Linked DNA regions of Mus musculus: region 1 is linked to region 2. A link is a contact called in ENCODE Hi-C or POLR2A ChIA-PET data. All regions are on one chromosome and are shown on one strand. Each heading gives the region's core, a stretch centred on a gene start or an enhancer-like site at or near the end of the contact. The rest is flanking DNA. Distances are from core to core; before and after follow the strand shown.

The links. A loop is a pair of places that touch in the nucleus more often than their neighbours do. ChIA-PET counts read pairs that join two places held with the same protein, here RNA polymerase II (POLR2A).
Region 1: a map of heart shows a loop between it and region 2 (2.9-fold over the local background). The contact joins the promoter of Gna12 here to the enhancer-like site in region 2. A Hi-C loop is called at or near these places in 10 of 37 maps with a recorded cell type or tissue (adrenal gland, heart and left cerebral cortex). POLR2A ChIA-PET finds 5 or more read pairs at or near these places in 2 of 5 experiments (Patski and embryonic stem cell).

The regions. Positions count from the first base shown.
Region 1 is chr5:140,825,983-140,833,379 of GRCm38, reverse strand. Gna12 (guanine nucleotide binding protein, alpha 12) reads left to right here and starts at 2,949. Exons shown (of 4, transcript NM_010302.2): 1 at 2,949-3,386. The coding sequence starts at 3,084.
Region 2 is chr5:140,785,984-140,793,090 of GRCm38, reverse strand. All of the region lies in intron 1 of Gna12 (guanine nucleotide binding protein, alpha 12), which reads left to right. Among named protein-coding and RNA genes, the nearest start is that of Gm30745, 40 kb to the right of the region's middle. Within about 2 kb of position 2,055, at least 1 of the 3 ENCODE cell types and tissues checked has a DNase peak (open chromatin) inside an H3K27ac peak, as active enhancers do; it is heart, where a contact is called at or near this core.

The DNA.
Region 1 (7,397 bases), core at 1,700-4,199, 39 kb before region 2:
CTAAGAATCACTGGTAGTGCTTGGAACTCAGCATTCTTTGGGGGGTGGGTATGGTATGTTTGAGTGTGTGTGTGAATATGTACTTGTAGTGTGTACGCGCACACACACATGCAAATGTACATATGTGGATGTCTGAGCTCAACTTTAAATATCTTTCTTCAATCATTTCCCTTTCTTTCCTTTTGATACAGTTATGGTTAGCTTCAGTTGTCATTTGACAGATTTGGGGGAAAAGGAATCAGACTGGCCTGTGGGCATCTTCTGTAGACCAATGTAACATAGGTGGGCCCAGCCCACTGCGGGCAGTGCCAGCCCTGGACAGGTGGCCCTGGGTTTTATAAGAAAGCTAGCTGAGCAGGAGCCAGGCAAACAAGCCAGTGGGCAGTAGTATTCCACAGTCTCTGCTTCAACCTCTTGCCTTGAGTTCCTGCCTTGGCTTCCAGTGGTAAACTGTAACTGTAAGCTAAAATAACCCCCTTCCTCTCCAAGTTGCTTTTGGTCATGGTCTGTCATCACGAGTACAGAAGAGCAAATTAGACACAGGAGAATCTGAAACTCATTGATTCAGCTGGCCTGGCTGGCCAGTAAGCTTCCAGAATGATATTCTCTCTCTCTCTCTCTCTCTCTCTCTCTCTCTCTCTCTCTCTTCTCCTGACCTCCACTAGGGATTGGAGCCACACACTAGCACCCGGGCATTTTCCATAGGTTCTGGGGAATCAAAAGTCAGGGGTCCCCGCTTGCTCTGGCAGGCACTTTACTGAGCCAGCCATCTCTCCAGCCCTCCGATTGTTTTATTAGAGCTACCCTGTAACTTGCCTCTCTCCCAGCGGTGTGGAGAGAACAGATGACATCAGATAATGTATGTAAAGCACTTTAGAAATTACAGCATGCCATATAAATGCCAGGGGTAATTAAGAGACTATTATGGAGTGCATGGATACACGTGTTTATTTCAAGCACTTTAGCCTTTTAGCAAATGTGAAGGATATGGCCAGAACCCTTGTCAAAGTCCCAAATTAGATACTATCAACAGTATATAATTTCTCCCATAAAACACCACAATGTGTCACTAAAAAAAAAAAGCTAAATGGCCCTTTAAAATAGTTAATGATTCTATAAACACCAGCATCAAGCTATTTATAAAGTTATTTGTAAATGTCTGGAGCATTTGCCGAAAACTGTGAATTAATTTAGGTTTTTAAAACTGAATAAGGTTTGAACTCTAGTCCATGGGTTCAGATTCCCCCATTTTCTGTCTTAGAAACATATTCTTAGGTGTCATGGCATGCATTTAGGAAGCAAAGGCGGGAAGATCAGGAGTTTAAAGTCATCCTTGGCTGTAATTTTCCCAGCCTGAGATAAATGAGACCTCTCTTAAAAGACAATAAACCGTGAGCTGGGGTGATCCCTTAGTGGGTACAGCATTGGCTTCAAAGGAGTGAGGACCTGTGTTCAGATTCGCTAGAATCCACACACAGCCAGACGCAGTAGCAGGCATCTGTACTCCAAGCAAGATGGGAAGTAGAGATGGGCTATCTTCAGTTTCTGAGCCAGCTACCCCAGCATATGCAATGGCAAACAATAAGAAACCCTGCCTCACACAAGGTGGAAGGCAAGGGCCAACACCAAAGGTTGTCTTCTGTTTGTAATAGAAAGTGGGATATGGAACAGGTACACATATTGAAAAAAAACATTTTGAGACAGAGTCAAGCTTTAGTCCAGGCTGGCCTCAAATTCCATATTTTCCTGTCTCGGGCTCTCTCAATACTGGGATTATATCACACAAGCTTGACCTCCTCTTGCAACATCATCTCTAGCCAAGATGGTGAGAGAGTTACTATGTAGCCCTGGCTGGCTTCAAACTCATCTCAATTCTCTTGCTTCTGTAATGATTCTCCATGCAGCACCAACACCCTTCAGACACCACACTTCAGACCACTATTCCACATCAAACTGCCTGAGTGATTATGACAAACACAGATGTGTGTGTGCGCGCTCGTGCATGTGTGTGCAAGTGTGTGTGTGTGTGTGTGTGTGTGTGCGCGCGCCAGTGCACATACATACAAAGGCCAAGAAGTCGCTCAACTGCCTCCCCTCTGTAACGTTTCAAACAGCTTCTCTCACTGAACCTTAAGCTTATCATTGGGGCTAGGATAGCTGCACAGCAAGTTACTGGAATTGGTCTTATCTTGGGTTTTGAGAGGTGGGGTTACAGGCACAACTGGAAATTTGAACTCATGTCCTCACACTTTCACAGTTCTTTCCCACTGAACCATCTCCCCTTAATCATATTTTAAGAAAGTGCCTAGGGAGACCCATACAATAATTTTGTTTGTTTGTTTTCTCCTTATTTGGGGCCCATGTAACACTCAAAGCAGCTTTTGTTTGAAAATGATGACCCACCCTGCTTCAATGTTTTTGGAAGGAAAACGACTGAGCTTTCTCCCTAAACTTAAGAGCAGGAGGACCTCATCGCTATTTCCCAACTTTGCAGCCACATCTTGGGCTCACAGCCGGACCAACCTGGGAATCAAGGCAGAGAGTCACTCTGTACACCTGGCACTTTTGGCCTCGCCCCATTTCCCACAACTTCCAATCCCAAGCGTAGTTATTGTGACTGACAAACGATCAGAGCACTTCTAATTGGTTGCGAAGGGCTTCAGCTCCTCCTCCTCAATGGCCCCACCTCCCTTTCATTCTGAAAGAAAGAAGTTTGCTCAGCAGTCCAATAAGAAGCTCCCTCATCGAAAAGATCCCGCCTTTTTCGGCACCGGCTCCGCCCCAAGGACCACAGGAGTGCCCGCCTCCTCCAAGGCACGCTTGTCCAGTAAAAAAGCGCGCTGCCCAAGATAGAAGACTTCCCAACCAATAAAAGAGTTTCTGCGCGGCGCCGCCCCGCCCTCCGCGCCTTCCCCTCCGCCCCTCAGCCGGCCCGGCGAGTGAGGGCCTCGGGGCGGCGGCGGCGGACGCAGCCTGAGGGAGCGGCGGGCGGGGCGGCGCCTGGCCCGGCAGGGCCGCGCCGGCTGAGGGGCGTCCATGGCGCGCGGGCCCCAGCGGGGCGCGGCCGCGGCCTGAGGGCGGCCATGTCCGGGGTGGTGCGGACCCTTAGCCGCTGCTTGCTGCCGGCCGAGGCCGGAGCCCGCGAGCGCAGGGCGGGCGCGGCGCGCGACGCGGAGCGCGAGGCCCGACGGCGCAGCCGCGACATCGACGCGCTGCTGGCCCGCGAGCGGCGCGCGGTGCGGCGGCTGGTCAAGATCCTGCTGCTGGGCGCCGGCGAGAGCGGCAAGTCCACCTTCCTCAAGCAGATGCGCATCATCCACGGCCGGGAGTTCGACCAGAAGGCGCTGCTGGAGTTCCGCGACACCATCTTCGACAACATCCTTAAGGTGACGCGCGGCCCCGCCCACACACACCTGGTCCAGGTGGCGCGCGGGCCCCGCCCCCTTTGTTCTCCACGGACCCGCGACCCTGCCACCCGGCGCCCCTCCCTTCCAATAGGGACCTCAAGCAATGCAGTTGGGGTTACTCCCGTGACCTCCCAGGGGCGCGATAGATTTGCAGAGCCCTGGACGCTTGGGGACCGTGGGAATGCAAGCTGGACCACTCTCAGGGACTTGGGTTACAAATAGGGTGTTAGGGCTGGACACGTGGATTGAGGGTCGCCAACTCTCCCTGTCCCTCCAGCATGCAAAGTTTATAGTGTAGGTTGGAGGACATCAGCCTTCGTTTTTTATTTGTAAATGAGAATTGACCATTTTATTCCCCCCACCACACACACACACACACATTATATCATATACCCCAGACTGGCCTTGAACTCACTCTGTAGCTAAGAATGACCTTGAACTCCTGATCCTTTCTCTCCTCAACTTCTCAAATCCTGGAATTACAGAGGAGGAGGGCGCTGTGTCACCATACTTTGTTCGTGTAGTGCTGGGATTGAATCCAGAACTTCATGCGTGCTAGGGAGGACATTACTAACTAGACTAAGTTGCCAGTGTTTGTATTTTTGAGATAGGGAGTCATGAAGCCCAGGCTGGCCTTGCCATGTAGACAAGGCTGACCTTAAACTCCTTATCCTTCTGACCCGTCTCCCCAGTGGTAGGATTACAGGCATGTGCCACCCATACTTTGTTCTTTAAACCTTTTAGTATGGTGATTTAACATACACACCAAGTTAGGTGAGATGTTAGAAGGAGCTTCGAGACACCCACTACCCAGCATTGAAACAAGGGTCAGTTCTGTGCCAATCGTGTTCGTCCCTAACCACCTCCCTACCTGTACCCCCGGCCTCACCCCGACCCCAGTCTCCAAGTTAATCCAAGATATATAGTTGTATTAGAAAACATCTTGGTATGTGACACTAAACCTGCTTTAAAAGCATATGTACAGGACCATTATAGAACTAAAAAAAGGAAGAGGAAAAAAAAAATTAGACTAGGAATATGGTTCAGTGGGAAAGCACCAGTCTAGCAAGTACAAGCCCAAGGCGTCCAACCTCTACACTGCAAAACACAAAAACAAAGAACCTTCCAGAAGCCTTCTCATGTCATTCAGGGTCCACGTGTCCTTCATTGTTGCATAGTTGTTTTGTCTGTTTGAACTAGATGCAATAATCCTCATGTGGTAATGAACTCAAGGTCCTGTCCCTTGTGCCTTTTATATTCTGTGCCGTATATGTGAAAGAAACAGTCATGTTGACAGAGTCTAGGATCAGTGTTAATACAGTGAGTCTTTGCAGAAGGGTCAAAAAGAAAGTTGTGGAGAACTGGGCCTGTAGCTCTGTAAGTCTCTTCCAATGTGCATAAGGCCCTGGGTTGAGTGTGGGATAAACTGGTCAAGGTAGCATTCTCCTGCATTTTGAGATTCTCCTGCACTGTGGAGGTAGAGGCAGGAGGATTTAAGTTCAAGGCTTAGCTGCATGGACGGTTTGAGGCTAGCCAGGACTATGTGAGAGCCTGTCTCAACATTGGAATAAGATGTAGCAAAAGTCTAGACACAGAGTCTATTCTGCACCTAGATTAGCTTCCTCGTCAAGTTTCTCATCTCTCTTTTTCTTCTTGATTCTTTCCAAGCCCCTGGTTTTTTGGGGGGTGGGGGGACAGGTCTGAGGAACACGGTTTCAAGCAGGTAGAGAGGTTTGTCTTATCAGAAAAGCTACCCTCGAAACTAGATTTTTACAGGGCCTTGGTTTTTTTTTTTTAAGTTAGCAAGGGGACGCAGAAGCCCATCTGGGACACGTCTTTCAGTTCGGCCTTGAGAAACCTTGGTGTAGGGCGGTTGGGCTGGGATCCTGGGAGCCAGACTTCCGGGCCAACACTCCCACACTCAACATGTTTGTTACTAAATGTTTCATTTTAATACAAGTAGCTCCTCTGGGTTCAAGATGGGGAAAAAATCTTATGAAGGAAAAATCACACACTTTTCACCTTCCAGAGAGAGCCTCGGGGAAGCAAGGGGTTCTGGCCAAGTGCTTCATAAACATTAATGCAAACCTTAAAGGGATGGGTATATTGTTCAGAATTCCCGGCATCTTCAAGGATTTTGTAAAACTTGACTGTCACTCAAGGCCTGTTTTCCAGCATCTCCTTTAAGGAGCCTGGTTTTATTTTTGCTGCTTTTCTGAACCCCAGAGCCAGGTAGGCTTGGAGGGCTCAGTTTCTTTCAGCTTGGGAGGCAGAAAAACTATTTGGGAACATAGATCTCAAGTCTACTTTGCTCTATTAAGTGCGTTTTAGAGAAGTCAGTCTCCTTCCTGTGCTCATCAGCATCCCCTTTTCCTGGCTTCCTGTGCTCATCAGCATCCCCTTTTCCTGGCTTCCTCTATGATTTTGTTGAAAATATCGTCTGGGTCTTGTAGTTGGAAATCTTCTCCTTCTGTTCCTATTATTCTTAAATTTGGTCCTTTCATCCTGTCCCAGATTTCTTGGGTGTTTTGTGCCATGAACTTTTTAGATTTAGCTTGCTTTTTTTGACATAAAACCTCTTCCTGAGTCCTTCCATCTCCAGGACTCCCTCAGTTTGTGTTGTCTTTATTGCTTCTAGTCCCATTCTCAGGTCTTGGACAGTTTTATTCGTTTCCTTCACCGGTTTGATTGTATTCTCCTTAAGGGATTTATATATCTCCTCTCTATAGGCCTCTATCATCTTTATAAGATTGGATTTAAGGTCATCTTGTACTTTGGCTATGTTAGGATATCCAGGGCTTGCTGTAGCAGGGTAACTGGTCTCTGGTGATGCCATGTTGCCTGGCTCTTGTTGATTGTGTTCTTACACTGCCCCTTAGCTATTGTCCCTCTTGTTGTCTGGATGTTCTCAATGTCAGCAGGACTCCTGGGGAGGCAGGCAGAGCCTGAGAGTGGATCAGTGGATCGCAGGAAACAGGACACTGCTCACCTCTGCTGGCTGTGCCCCAGTGGACCTGGCAGGCTGGGGATTAGTGGGGAGGGTTATAAGCTGGATGTTCCTGCCCCTTACTCCCCCCTCAGACCTTGGGGTGGGAGCAGAACAGCAGGGAAAACCATGGGCCAACAATCTTTTACTGGCTTCCTTAGCAACAGAAGCAGGACTTGTTAATAAGGACTCTGCTTGTTTGGTTTGATACAATGCCTTTTTTTAAAACTGGATTCATTTTTTTTTTTTTTTAGTAATAATTTAAAATTTTTAGTCCTTTACAATTTCATACATGTATAAGATGTCTTTTGGTTATTTTTAGACCCTATCACTCTCTTCCATTCCCCTCCTAGTCCCACTGAGCCCCTTCTAACAAATCCCTCTTCTACTTCCACACCATCTTTTCTTCCCAACTATTTTACTCATTATTGAACATGTTTCATCTGCTGTAATTAATTAGAATTTAATTTTTCAACCTTAAACCCCTCCCACTCCTCTTCCCATCCTGGCATTATCACTCAGTTTGCCCAATTCTCTCATTTTGTCAGCTCAGGAATATTGGTTCAGTGGGTAAGGGCACTTGTTTTGCAAGCAGGGGTCCTGAATTCAAATCCCAAACACCCATGTAAAAAGCTGGGCAGGGCCTGTGAACCCCAGCATTGAGGCACCAGAAACAGATGTGGCTTGCTTGACAGCCAGACTGGCAGGAATGAGCTTCCAGTATACTGGAGACTCTTTCTTATGGCAATCAGGCAGAAAGTGATAGAGGAAGACACCTGATGTCTTGTTCTGGCCTCTGTGTGCACCCCACATACTCATGTGTGTGCACTACACACCACACATAATATTCTATAAATGGAATTTGCGCAGTGTGAGCTTTTGGAGTTGACTTTTATCAGAACATTTCTGTGGCAATCCCTGTGTAAGCAACTGCACATGGCAGTAATTCCAGCCTTATTGCTGAGTAATGGTCCACCTTTCCGTTCACCTGGTGAGGGGTGTCT
Region 2 (7,107 bases), core at 806-3,305:
GGAACTGGAGTTCCAGGTGGTTGAGCCCCACATATGCGTGTGGAGAACTGAACTGAACTGCAGTTCTCTGCGACATCAGTAAGCACTCTTAACAGCTGAGCCATTTTTCTAGCTTTTTATACATAAATTTCAACCCAGAAATTTCATAATTTAACTAGCTGTAATTTCTCACAAAGAAAGTCAGACAGGTGCCACTATCAAGGGGATTCCTGAACAATTTTTCTACTCTTCTACTGGAAATGATCCAGGGTTGTTTGATTGATTGTAACCTCAAATAAACTGTGCCAAGGATAACCCCGAACTACTTATCCTTCTGCATATGCCTCCTCACAGCCTATCATTCTCCTAAAACTTGCCCCTAAACCTACTGGGTTGACACTGCATGCCAGCAAGGGCCTGCACCTATGGTGCTTACCGAAGAACATATTATACAGCTCAGCCTGGAGAGAGAGCACTTGTACATATTCTCTCAGGTTTGGTGGTCCTGATTGTATATGGCTATGTTACTTTGAACAAAAATCCTATGAAAGCAAAGGTGTTTGCTATGAACAGTTTATTCTAGTACTTATACTATTGCATCGTATTTCCTTCCTTTAAAATACCATGGAGATTATTTCACAGGCTTGAGTCAGAAAGCATGGAATGAGCACATGGGGCTGGAGTGGTCGGGTGTTTGTTTACTCTTGCTTGTCAGTGCTAAGCACATTAACAGGAAAGCCTCCTTTCCCCTCCGTGTTTGTCTTTATAACATTTGGCGAAATGTTTAGAAGATTCCAGGGTTTCTGGCCTGACACCTGGGAGAACAGGCAAGGAGGACTTGGCTGTGAGCTGCTGCAGGTGGTGGGTTTCGGAAGCCTCTAAAGGATGGGGCTTGAGCTCTCACCCAGCTTTTCACACACCGCTTTGGGAAAACTGAGGGAACCAAGCGGGCAGCGAATTGCTCTCTTCCCCTTTCTTTAACTTTCAGAAACCCTTTTCTAGGCCATTGAATATCGTGCCCCGTTTCTCTGCGTGTCCTAAATCCTGAAGGTTTTATGTCAGTTTAGGGTTTTGTGCTGGGTTTGAGGTTCTCATGTTTTCAGGCTGGCAGCCACTTTGTTACGTACCCTGATATTTCTACCTCCACCTCCCCAGTGTGAGGTTCACAGGCATGTGCCACCTCACCCAACAAAAGCCAGTTTGGCTAAAAATAAATTAAAAAAAAAAAAAAATCCAGTTTGGCCTCTAGGTCTATCTATTTTCTGAAAATTTTGATTAGAATTTCCCACTGACCCACTAAAACCTCATCTCCCCTCTGCTCCCAGCTTGCTGAGTTCTCTTAGTGAGCCGCCCTTCTCTTTTGTTTGGCTCCCAGTTGACCACCTTCTGTGTCTGCCCTGCCTTCTGTCCCTCCTTGGAAGGCCCCGCCTTCCACAGATCTGGAGGCAGAGCTAGGCCTCATGTCCCTTTTCCAAAACCTTTTGTTTGTCCCCATTTCTTACCAAAGAGGTTCCAGATTTTTTAGCTGGCCCATCATCTGTCTTTAAGCCTTGCCTCCCCCCATCAGTGAAATTTCTGGCTATCCCTCCATTGTTAGGACCTTCCTTTGTAGCTTTATCTCTAGACTTCATCTGAGGGCCCTGCTCTGTCCTGCTCTGAGAATCTTTGAAAGCACCCTGGGAGCGGGAGCCACATTCTAGCCTTTTGGCTCTTTTCCCACTGCCTGGCACTTTTCTTTGCCTTGGGCTGCTGGTAGAACTCTGTGGGTGGCTTTCCTAGCAGAATAATGTGCTTGTGTATCCCAGAGAGAGGCAGTGGACAGAGCCACCAGGGGTCCGTCCCGTCCACCTCTTGTTGGAAATGGGTGGCTGGGGTGTCCTGCCTGCCTTCACTTTGCTTTTTGTCACCCTAGCCTTCAAATGGGACCATCCCTGCTGCTGGTTCCAGAGAGAACTGAGAGGCGCTGCCTCTGCCTGCCGGATTCATCAACTTACAGAAACGCATCCTGTTTACATTTCTGGCAGCCTCTCATTGATTTGGATGGTGGCCAGCAGCTAGCCACTCAGCCCTTGTGGGTTTCTAACCAATAGTTTCCCAAGTGCACATGCGCTGTGAGAGCACATGCAAACCCAGCATGGCCTTTGTGCACCACCATAGCCAGTTCTCCTTGCCAGCCTCCCATGTCCAGCGTAGCTTTAGTGTTTTCTGGAAAGACTTCAGTCAGGACTCGCTACAGTAAAACGACTGGGTGACCAGGGGCTAAAAATCCACTGGAAATGAGACCAGGATTTTCAAGTTTGTATCCTCATCTTTTAAAAAAAAGAAAAATAAATCCACATGCCCAGCAGACAGGGGCTCTCTTCTCAACCTAACATTTAAATGGCTAAATTTGTAAGTTGTCTTAAAGGTGCCCTTTGAACAGTTTAAAATGCTCCGTTGTTTTAGGGTGAAGTCATCAAACTGCTTACGACCCTTATTTATGTTTTCACAACTGACTGAAATGTACAGCTGCCAACAGATTAAATCTGCAGTAAGAGTCACTTGGGGCTTTCCTCTGACTGTTAGAGATTCTGTCTGTCAGCTTCTGGCTTCTCTCTCCCTCTCTCTCTCTCTCTCTCTCTCTCTCTCTCTCTTTCCTTCCATCTTTAGGTGTATTAGAGGTCTTAGGTTTCCTTTACTTTTCTTATTTAGGTACTTGGCCTCTTTTTTGTCATTTTGGTTTTGTTTTGTTTTCTGAGACAGGATTTCTCTGTGTAGCTCTGGCTGTCCTGCAACTCACTCTGTAGACCAGGCTGACCTCCAATTCAGATAGCCTCCTGCCTCTGCCTCCAGGTGCTGGAATCAAAGATGTGCACTACCATTCATTGCCCAGCTGGAAATTGGTCTTTTATTTCAAAAGAAGATGGTGGCAGATACTGTCATAGTGTTATACTATGCAGTCCCTCACCTCCACATTGGGCTTTTGGAAGCAACAAAAGCTTGCTTTGGAGCTCAGGTAGGCCTTAACTCACAATCTTCCTGCCTCTGCCTCCCAAATTTTGGAATTACAAACTTGTACCACCACCCACCACACTCAGGCGAGTATCTTAACTTCTAAGACACTGGTACCTCTCCTTGGTTCTTTTTTTTTTTTTACCCCCTCTAAGATGTTTTCTTTTGTCTTTTTTTTTAATTGTGTGTGTATGTTGGTGTCCTATCTGAATTGTTTAAATATTTGTCCCATAGCATTTACATGGAGGTCACAGGACAACTTGCAGGAGTCACCCCTCTCCTTCCACCATGTGAATCCCAGGGATTGAACTGGGGTCACCAGGCTTGGTGGCCATCTCCCAGGCCCTGCAAGCACACTTGAAGCCCAGCCAGTATCCCCAGCAGTGCAGAGGAAGGGAAGGCTCCAGGACCTGTGAGTCAGTTCAGGCAAAGCTTTTGTTTCTGCTACAGAAAAAAGTGACCCTTTGTGAGGATCAGCCATCTCTTTTGTGTTTGTGCTTTTGTTTCTTGAGATAAAATTTAACCCTAAATTGCCCAGGCTGTCCTTGAACTTGATCTTCTTGCCTCAGCCTCCCAAATGCCTAGATAAGAAGTCTGCCATTACAACCTGACCTGGGTTGTAGATTTTTGTTGAGTGACATCATACCCCTCACTAAGCTAAATTCTCTATCATATGAATATAACACCTGAAAAAATACCTTTGTAGCTGGCCTTGGGAAGTAGAGGCAAGAGGATCTCTGAGAGTTCAAGTCCAACTTGGGCTGTGTCACAAGACTCTGTCTCAGAAAACAAAACAACAGGGCCAGATGCTACAAAGTAACATAGTAGGGCTATGCATGTCATCTGTTGGGTGGGTTGGCTTCTGTGTCCAAGCTAGCTGGAGACTGAAATCCTGTCCCAGCTATTTTGCCAGTCGCAGGCTGCCACTGCCTGGCAGAACAGGGGTCCCCCTCCTGATTTCAACAAAGGGGCCTCTGTGCATGCTCAGGTTAGGTTTTGTTGTACATAGTGTGCAAAGTAGGAGTCATCTCTGTTCCTGTCAGCCTTCAGGGTTTTGTCCTTTGGGGAAGGTAGAGACAAGACAGTGTGATCTGAGAAAGCAGGAGGCAGGAAGGCCCCGGAGGCAGCGGTCAGCTGAGCAGTGAGGCAGGAGAGTGGAGGGCTTGCTCAGACACAGTAGCCCCAAGCGACTTCCCCACCACCATACTCACCATCTGCTGAAGACCCAGCTCCCGTTAGGACTTAAGAACTTCAGGAGCCTCACCTTTTCCTGTTCTCTGCTCTGACTCTCTAGTTCCTGTCCCCTGATCCATCATTGGAGCATAAATTGCTATGGTTGCTGGTGAACTTTCTAAAGCGTTTTTATTTGAAATAATGATAGGTTTGCAGGAAGTTGCCAAGCTAGTCTGAGCAGTGTCAGCCAGCATTCTCCACTGTTGTGACACACATAATTACAGTACAGTAGCAGAGCCAGGAAATGAACATGGGTGCAGTGGCTGCATAACCATCACAGTCAGGATCACAGAGGTCCTGTGCTGTCCTTGTTGTCAGCATCCTTTCCTCCCATCACCAGCCTCCACAGCCACCATACACTGTCTATCCTTACATCATCATTTCAGAGAACATTCTGTAGGGGCCTGGAGAGGGCAAAGAAAATATCATATGAAGTGTTGTGTAATATGAGTATTGTATCTGAGGTCCTTCCAGGTTACCATGGCCATCAATCAGTTCCAGAGTTAAACTCATCGCTTTTTTTTTCCTTTAGTACCAAGGATGGAACACAGGGCCTCCTGCATGCTAAGTGAACACTCCACCCCTAAGCCACACCCCACCACTGACCGGTCCTTTTTAATTGCTGAGTAGTAGTCCATAGCAGGAATGTTCCACCGTCCATACCATATGCACCTTCTTGTGAAGGTTTTTGTGAACAGGTTTTGGTTTCTCTGGGGTGGATGATTGAGAGAGAGTTCCCTGGGCTGTGTCCCAGTTTGTTTAGTTTTCTGAGATGCTTCTGAATCTCCCAGCACCCTCACCCTCACCCTCACCCAATGCTTCGTCTTCTCATAGGTAAATGGGTGTGTCTTTAGCCAAAGCCTTGCTCTGCTTTCCCAGGCTGACCATGGTGGGCATCTGCTGACTCGCTGGCTGGGCCTGCTCTTCTGACATCCCTTGATGTCCTTCACCCAGTTTTTTTGTTTTTTTCGTTTTGGTTTGGTTTTAGTTTTTTGAGACAGGGTTTCTCTGTGTAGCCCTGGCTGTCCTGGAACTCACTCTGTAGACCAGGCTGGCCTCGAACTCAGAAATCCGCCTGTCTCTGCCTCCCAAGTGCTGGGATTAAAGGTGTGCGCACCACCGCCCAGCCTTCACCCAGTTTCTAACTAGGCTAGAAACTGTTGAGTTTCTGCTTACATTTGTTACTGTGCAGGGAGAGGAGTGTGGTGTTGCCTTGTGGAGCTTAAAGGACAGCTTGAAGGGGTCAACTCTCTCCTTCATGTGGGTCCAAAGGATTGAGCTCAGATTGTCAGGTTTGGCAGTAAGCATCTCTACCTCCTGAGCCTTCTCAGCACTCCAGACTTGAGTGTTCTTTATAAATTCTTAGCACAACTCCATTGTCAGCTGTGTGCTTGGCAGATATTTTCTCCTATTGCTGAGTGGATGATAATGTGAATATGATCACCCTGACTCCAAGGGGGCGACACCTCCACAAGGCATTCCTGTCGGTTAGACATGCAGCAAAGACTGAGGAATAACTACACTGCCTCGGTGGGTCAGGGCAAGTGCGGAAGCTACAGCATCAGCCCAAGGCTGCAGTTGAGCTATGAAGACACATAGCTGATGAAGACCTGCCTTGGGGTTAGGATGAGGTATCTTAGGTTAAAGGACAACTAAAACCATGGAGCCATGCACTTTCCATGGGCAAATCAGGCAGCAGATGCATATAGCACAATAAAGCTGTTACTTAATTTTCTAAAATGGTAAGTATGTGGAATGGGGTGGTACATGCCTGTCACCCCAGCACTCAGTACGTAGAGGTAGGAGGTTACAGTTCAAGACAAGTAAGTCAGTCAGTCAGTCAGTCCAGGTGGTTGCCTGGTGGGTAAGAGCTCTTGCTGTACATGTGTGAAGATCTGAGTTTGAATCACCTGCACCCACATGAAAACTGGACCTGTAACCACATCCCTGTGGTAATGGAGACAGGAGGATTCTGGGGCATACTGCTGCCAGCCTTCCTCCAGGTTCATTGAGATAAAGGACTAAGGTGGAGAACAGTAGAGCAGGATGCAGGCCCCGGCCGGCCTCCACATGAGAGCACAGCATGTGTGCCCACATGCATATACATCACATGCATGCAACAATAAAAAAACAAATAAAATGTCACATGGGCAGAAATGGAGGTGGTGATTCGTAGACTGGCAGGCAGGCAAGGCAAAGTCTTTCCTACCACTGCCTTCTTGGTGACCCCACTACTCTACACAGTACTGACTATTCAGAGAGCTGAGTGAGCCTTAGGCACTCAGGACAGACCTCACAGGATCTGCCTGGCCGATCTTGAAGCAGTAGTCTGAGAGGGTGGGTGACCAGAAGCCTCCGCTGAAATGGAGTTCTTCCAGGCCAGGCGTCCCCTAGCATTGTTTGATTTGGGGGTCTTGCCCATCCCTCTTGACCCTGTCTGCAAGGGGAGGAAAGGGCAGGGAAGCACTAAGCGTATTTTTAACATGGAGGAAGCAAGTGCAAGGATGGACAGCAGTTTCTGCTGGCAGCACAGAGGGACAGTGCATGGGACATTTGGCGGAGTGGGCTCAGTGCACGGCCACTCCATCTTTTCCTGTCTCAGGGTTGCTTACTGCCTGTGTGCATGACTTCCTGCTCTGCCTGTTTTGAGTTGGGACAAGCAGTTGTATCTTGTTAGGAATTGACAGCCCTAGGACAGTGTGGCTAAAGGTGCCAGCACTCCCTTCCCATGTAGCTGCTCCATCCCAGTGCCTTGGCAGGAAGGGAGGGAGGCACTGCACAAGAACCTCTGCCTGTAGTTATAGGCTGTTCTAGTTCCTCTCCACTACTGTGATAAAATGCTCTGACCAAAAGCAGTCTGGGGAATAAAGGGTTTATTTCATCCTACACTTGAAGGTCAGAGTA